Regions from separate parts of the Mus musculus genome. Here region 1 is linked to region 2. Evidence: chromatin contacts called from ENCODE Hi-C or POLR2A ChIA-PET data. All regions are on one chromosome and are shown on one strand. The core of a region is the stretch at or near the end of the contact, and the rest is flanking DNA. Distances in the headings are between cores, read along the strand shown.

Region 1 (3,090 bases), core at 316-2,815, 84 kb before region 2:
CATGGTGTCTGTTCACAGCAGTAAAACCCTAACTAAGACAGGGGGGATATGGAGCCTGAACCAGCCATCTCCTGTAATCAGGCAAGACTTCCAGTGGAGGGATTAGGATACCAACCCAGCCACAAAACCTCTGACCTACAACTTGTCCTGCTCACAAGATGTGTTGGGGTAAAGGTGGCCCAGAAATGGTGGGAGTAGCCAGCCAATGACTGGCCCAGCTGGAGACCCAAGCCACCAGAGGGAGCCCAACCCACTACCTGGGAGGCTAGATAGCCCAGAGACCTAGGATAGAACCAAACACTCCTGGCAGCAATAAATATTTTTTTTAAAATTGAGATGCCTAATGGTATAGATTGGTGCTTGGCCCAACTGTCATCAGAGACACTTTATCCAGCAACTTATGGAAAGAGATGAAGAGAACCACAATCAAAACATTAGGAAGAACTTGGGGAGTCCTGCAGAAAAGAGGGGGAGATTGCAGGAGTCAGAGAGGTCAAAGACAACAAGACAACCCACAGAATCAACTAACCTGGGCTCATAGGGGCTCACAGGGACTGAACCAGCAACCAGGGAGCCTGCACGGGATTGATATAGGCCCTCTACATATGTGTTTGGGTTGTGCAGCTTGGTCTTCTAGTGGAACTCCTAACAGTGGGAGAGGGGCTGTCTCTGACTCTTTCCTGCTTTTGGGACCCTTTCCTCATCCTGAGCGGCCTTCTCCAGACTTAATACTAGGGGAGGTGCACAGTCTTACTGCAATTTGATGTGCTATGTTTGGTTGGCGTCTGAGGGCAGGCATGCCCTTTTCGGAAAAGAAAGAGCAGTGGAGGGAAGGAGGGCTGTTGGGGAGGGAGGGAGGAGGGGAAACTGCAGTCGAGATGTAGTATCTGAGAGAATAAAAAAGAAAGAAAAAGTTCAGGCCAGCTAGGTATGATCTGCAGACGAAACGGAACCTGGGTGAGAGCTGGGACAGAAAATAACCAATCTAAGGGAGACAATGAAAGAGTGGAGGTGGGACGCGCGTGTGAAAAGTGAAGAGGGTGTCTAGACTGCAGAGAGATTTCGGGACATCGTGGGGGTCCTGGAAGGAGGCCTCAGCTCAGTAAAGGAAACCTGTCTTAGGCTGGGGTAAGTGACCTCCTGCGGACAGACTGGGGATGAGGTTGCTTAATTGGGCAAGTGGTTACTGCACACCACTACAGGAACCCAGATTTCTAAGCTCTGTGTCTCTGGGACGCTTTTCTTCTTGGAAGAAATGGGCGTGAGAATCGCCCACTCCTGGGGCTGATACAAAACTTAGCTCTGGAGAAGCTTGAAGTTCCTCCCTGATGATCCATCCTGAGACCAACTGGAGCCCCTCCTCAGCTGGACACCCCGCAAACCTTCCGTTTCCTCCGTCTGTAAGGACGGGCAGTTGGACTTACCCGGCGGTACCAGGTTCGAGTGCAGCAAGTCCCTCCACTAGGTCCCTTCAGCGCACTCTCCCCCACTGGACTGTCACTAGTTCCGGGCTGGGTCACCGTTTTGCCCACTTTGGACACGAGGTCTGCTCCCCTTACGTGTCTACCCCTCCCTCCCGAGCAGGCCAATCAGCTCGCGCCTCGGCTGCGCCCTGTAAGGGGGAGGGGCGGCTAAGGCGGGTCAGTCATGAGAATCTGATTGGTCCGCAGAAGCCTAAGGGGTGGAGAGATAGCGCACAGAACCAATGAAGAGCCGATGAGGGCTTGAGAGGCGGCCTCTGCTGAGAGCTCAGATTCTAACTGGGAATGAAGGTAGAGGTTATCAGGTTGCACCTTGTATTATTGCTGCGCCTCACAGTTACAACCTGCCTTTCTTATCTGAGCTAAAGGTACCTGCACCATCGTGGGCTACACACTGAAAGCCTGCTCCCTGAACCCCACTAAAAGACTGGCTTGCAGGGTTCAGCAAGGTCTGGACCTGATTTCTGTAGAAATCTCTAGAACCCTTATTTTGGAAGAAGAGAACTGAGTCCTGCAACTTGTCTTCTGACCTCTGCAGACCTGATGTGGCGCAGGCACGTATGCAAAGACAGAAACACACACACCACAGAATAAATAGATGGGAAAAATTAAGTAGATACAAGCAGGCATGCCATTGATGAATCTCAGGATTCCATGGATTCTACAGAGGCCAGGCTTCCTGTTCCCAGGAGTCATTTGGGCCTCAATTTCACCCCTCTGGAGGGAGCTCTGGAGTAGGGTGTGAGCCTGGAGGTGAAGTGATTGACCTGTGGCCTGGAGGTACTGGCACCCCTCTCAGAGACAGGATCCCTCTCTTTCCAGCCAATGCAACCCCCTCCCAAGTCTCCATTTAAAAGCCCTCAACATTCATCGCTGAGGTTGACTCTGCCTAGTCTCGCCTTGCTAAAGAGGCTTTTGTTCCCCTAATTGGCTATCTATCTCCAGGCACTTTCCTCTGCCTCTGCACCCATACACTGTCTGTTTTATATTCAGGCCCAGTTATGTTTTAATTGGTCATGTAGGAGACGCCCAACGAGCACCCTCCCCTCTTGTCTGCACTTTGTCTTTCTGTATCAGTTCTTAACCAGCAAGCTACAGGCTCCGGAGTCTACCCATCTACCCCATAAGACAAGCACGGTGTTAGGGCTCACCCGCACTCCCAGGGTGACCTCTCATTCTGGAACCGTCAGCCATCCAGTCCTTTGCACACTTGAGGAGTGTGCTCTGATCTGTATTTCTACTTCAGAACATTCAGCCGTGCATCCTAGAGCCCGTGCAGTCCCTCGGGGTCTCTCAACTGGGCCCTGAGATCTGTACGCAGTGAGACTTCTGTTTATACATTCCCTGGGGCTGCAGCCCAGGGACACCTGGTCCCCACAACTGGAGGCCCTACTGCTGGAGGTTCCTATATAGCCAGATTTTCAGAGTAGATGGCAGGAGGCCCCAAGGCTAGGTTCCAGCACTACTGGCATGCATTTATTGTATAACTACTGTATACTAGGCCCCAGAACTCAACACTGAGCAAAGTCAATGAAAGTTCCAGAGGCTGTCTCTAGGGCAGTGATTCTCAACCCGTGGGTCGAAACCCCTTTGGGGAGGAGTCAGTGAC
Region 2 (3,240 bases), core at 317-2,816:
TTATTGCTTCGGGCGTGTGGGGCTCAGGAGCTCTTGGTGGGGCGGGTCCGTTTCCTCTTCACCACCACAGGCTTCTGGCTTCGAAGGATGGCACTGGCCCTGCGGATGGCCGCCTGAGGACAGGACAAGGAACTTAGCTCACAAACTCAAAAGACACTCCCATTTACTGCTGCTTGTTTCCTAGGACTCCGGGGAGGCAGGGTGTGTGTGTGTGTGTGTGTGTGTGTGAGTGATCAAAAGTCCCGAGTCTAGCTCCAGCTAGGCAGAGCCAAGCACCCAGGCCTGCATGCAGCCCCTCAGGTTTAGTACCAGCTGCCCCCCTGCCTTAAGTACCCATCCATTACTCACCATACGCAGATCAGGGCGGTACTTGTTCTTTCGGATCATGTGTCTGATGCTGCTGAGGGTAGCCCGAGCATTCTTGTTGATGGTGGTCCTCACATAAGAAGTGGCAGGTTTTCGCTGACCTGGTAAGGAAAGCCTAGGAATCAGTCCATCTGCATGAGCCCTTCAGAGCATCTGCCTGATGGAACACAGAGCCTCTCTGAAGACCATGCTCACCCCATCTTCCCTCCAGCCCATTCAGTACATCCCTTAGGTGACTGTCACAGGTAAGTCTTAAAGCCCGGGAAAATCCCATCCCTCTTTAGGAACCTCCCAGATACAGGAGGGACATAGCGCATGCACTTAATCCAAGCACTCAGGAAGCAGAGGCAGGTGGATCTCTGAGTTCTAGACCAACCTGATGTAGAGTTCCAGGACATTGAGGTCTACATAGAGAAACTGTACTTAAGTTTCTCTCTACACTTCTTAATTTAAAGATCACCTTACACAGCCGGGAAGTCAGAGGAAGGGCAGTTCTGGACCCTGGAAAAAGGGAGCGCTATCGTGTGCAAAGGCTCACCGGATCTGCGTTTCATAACTACCACGACCCCTTTGCCATCGGCGGCCGGCTCCACTCCGACGGTCTTGCGGTGAATTAGCCCGTTGTAGCGGAAGGAGTTTCGGGCTTTCAGATTATTTGGCTCCTGGGGAATAGGTGTACACGATGTTAAGTTAAGGCCCGGAGGCTCCGATACGCAAAAGAGCCACAGTGCCCCTCACACGCGGGCCCGACTCACCGTGCTGTACGTCTGCTTATTCCTCTTGATCAAGAAACTGGAGCAGTTCCGGACGACCATCCACTGCAGATGCGCGGACATGGCGGCGGCTGGGGAGAAGCCGGGGGGGGGGGGGGTGTGAAAGATGTCAGAAAGAAGCAGGCCGTGGACAGGCGGCTGGGTAAGCGGCAGCACCGTTGGGAAAAAGCGAGCAAGAGCTTTACACGGCCGAGGAAAGGGTGAGCAAAGGAGGCAGGCCGAGCTAACACCGCGGAGACTTAGAAGGGGGAAGGGACGCTGAGGCCCCACTTCCGGTGGGGAATGAGGGCAGCGAATGGTGCTTGGGTACAAGGAGAGAAAGCCCAGGCAGGAGACCGAGGCCGTGGGAGCGAGATGGCGGCCACGCGGGACGGACAGAGGCCTCACACTCACCTCCTCTCCCTATGGCGGCCGGAGACGGAAAGAGAGACACGAGAGGCGGGACGACACCTTTAAAATGGCAACGCATTTCCGCTTCCTCCCGTGGCGCGCCTGAACTCGGCTACCCAGCTTCCTCTGGGCCTTGGGTTCCGCCTCCGAGTCTTTTTGACTCGGGAACCTTCGGAGCTCTTCGTCTGAAGGTCCCGGCGAGTTCTCGCGGTGCGTACCGTGATGAGGCGCCGGGGTGGGGTAGGAAGTTTTCGGAACTCGGTGACTCGGTTTTCGTGAGGATCCAAAAGCAGAGAGAGTTCCTAGAGCTATGTTCCCATCGCATCACCCTGATCTGTTCAGTCTGCACTTAGCGCATGGTGGGCACTAATACATATTTTGAAAAAAAAAAACGGTTTTGCGCCCTTGTCTAGTAGATTTCGAGGTGGGATCCTCCAGCCTCAGCCTGTGGATGCAAATATTGAGGATTCCAGATCTCACATTAAGTGGAGCTTAATTGATTTTAAGATTTATTTATTTTTCCCGGGCGTGGTGGCGCACGCCTTTGTTGGATACTCTGAAACTAAAGTTACAGATAGTGCCTACTGAGAATTGAACCACTGTTGTCTGGAAGAGCAGCCAGTGCTCTGAGCCGTCTCTCTCTCCAGTCCCAACTTATTTTTTTTTTTTTTTTTGTAATATGTATGAGGGCTTTCTTAATTTCTTAATTTCCTTTCTTTTTAAGCCTGGATATATATATGAATGCTATGTGCCTGCCTGGTGCCTGGATTCAATTAGACAGTTTTTGAGCCACCATGTGGGTGCTGGGAATAGAACCTGGGTCCTCTGGAAGAGCAGCCAAAACTCTTAACCACTAAGTCATCTCTGCAACTCCTTTTTGTTTTGTTTTTTTGTTTTGTTTTGTTTTGTTTTGTTTTTGTTTTTTTGAGACAGGGTTTCTCTGTGTAGCCCTGGCTCTCCCTGAACTCATTTTGTAGACCAGGCTGGCCTCCAACTCAGAAATCCTCCTGCCTCTGCCTCCCGAGCGCTGGGATTAAAGGCGTGCGCCATCACGCCTGGCTTCAGATTTATTAATTTTAATTATGATGTATGTGGGTGTTGTGTTAACATGTAAAATGCAAAGTCCAAAAGAAACCGTTGATCCTGAGAAACTAGAGTTTCAGGCAGCTGTGAGCTGCCTCATATGAGCTGGTAACCAAACCCAGGTGCTCTGCGAGAGCAGCAAGTGCTCTTAATCACTGAGTCCTCAAGACTTGTTGTTTAAATGGATGCATGAACTATTTTAAAGATTTGCTCTGGCGTGAAGTCTTCAGATGGCAGATGGTTCCATTACTCTTCTTGACCGTGTCCCACACAAACACCAGTGCCCAATGAACCATTTTCAGACCTCTCTAAAAATGTACTGCTGCAGTGTTAAATACCTATTCTTTCATGCCTGGTTCTGTCTATGCAGAAACATTCCATGTCTGTCCTCAGCAATACCTGGCCAATCCCGGCAGCTTTTCTTTATAAGTACACTGTAGCTGTCTTCAGACACGAGAAGAGGGCATGCGATCTCATTACAGATGGTTGTGAGCCACCATGTGGTTGCTGGGAACTGAACTCAGGACCTCTGAAAGAGCAATCAGTGCTCTTAACCGCTGAACCATCTCTCCAGCCCACCACAGTCATTCTTAATGTTTTATTAGCATTTAATCATGCATAAAGTAGG

What was found. Hi-C counts contacts between places; a loop is a spot of excess contacts on that map. ChIA-PET counts read pairs that join two places held with the same protein, here RNA polymerase II (POLR2A).
Region 1: POLR2A ChIA-PET joins it to region 2 with 26 read pairs in embryonic stem cell. The contact joins the promoter of Isoc2a here to the promoter of Rpl28 in region 2. A Hi-C loop is called at or near these places in 1 of 37 maps with a recorded cell type or tissue (mouse trophoblast stem cell). POLR2A ChIA-PET finds 5 or more read pairs at or near these places in 5 of 5 experiments (Patski and embryonic stem cell).

The regions. Positions count from the first base shown.
Region 1 is chr7:4,875,528-4,878,617 of GRCm38, reverse strand. Isoc2a (isochorismatase domain containing 2a) reads right to left here and starts at 1,565. Exons shown (of 6, transcript NM_001101598.1): 1 at 1,425-1,565.
Region 2 is chr7:4,791,291-4,794,530 of GRCm38, reverse strand. It overlaps Rpl28 (ribosomal protein L28), which reads right to left and starts at 1,566. Exons shown (of 5, transcript NM_009081.2): 1 at 1,533-1,566; 2 at 1,122-1,210; 3 at 905-1,028; 4 at 349-467; 5 at 1-113. The coding sequence starts at 1,202. The coding sequence ends at 24.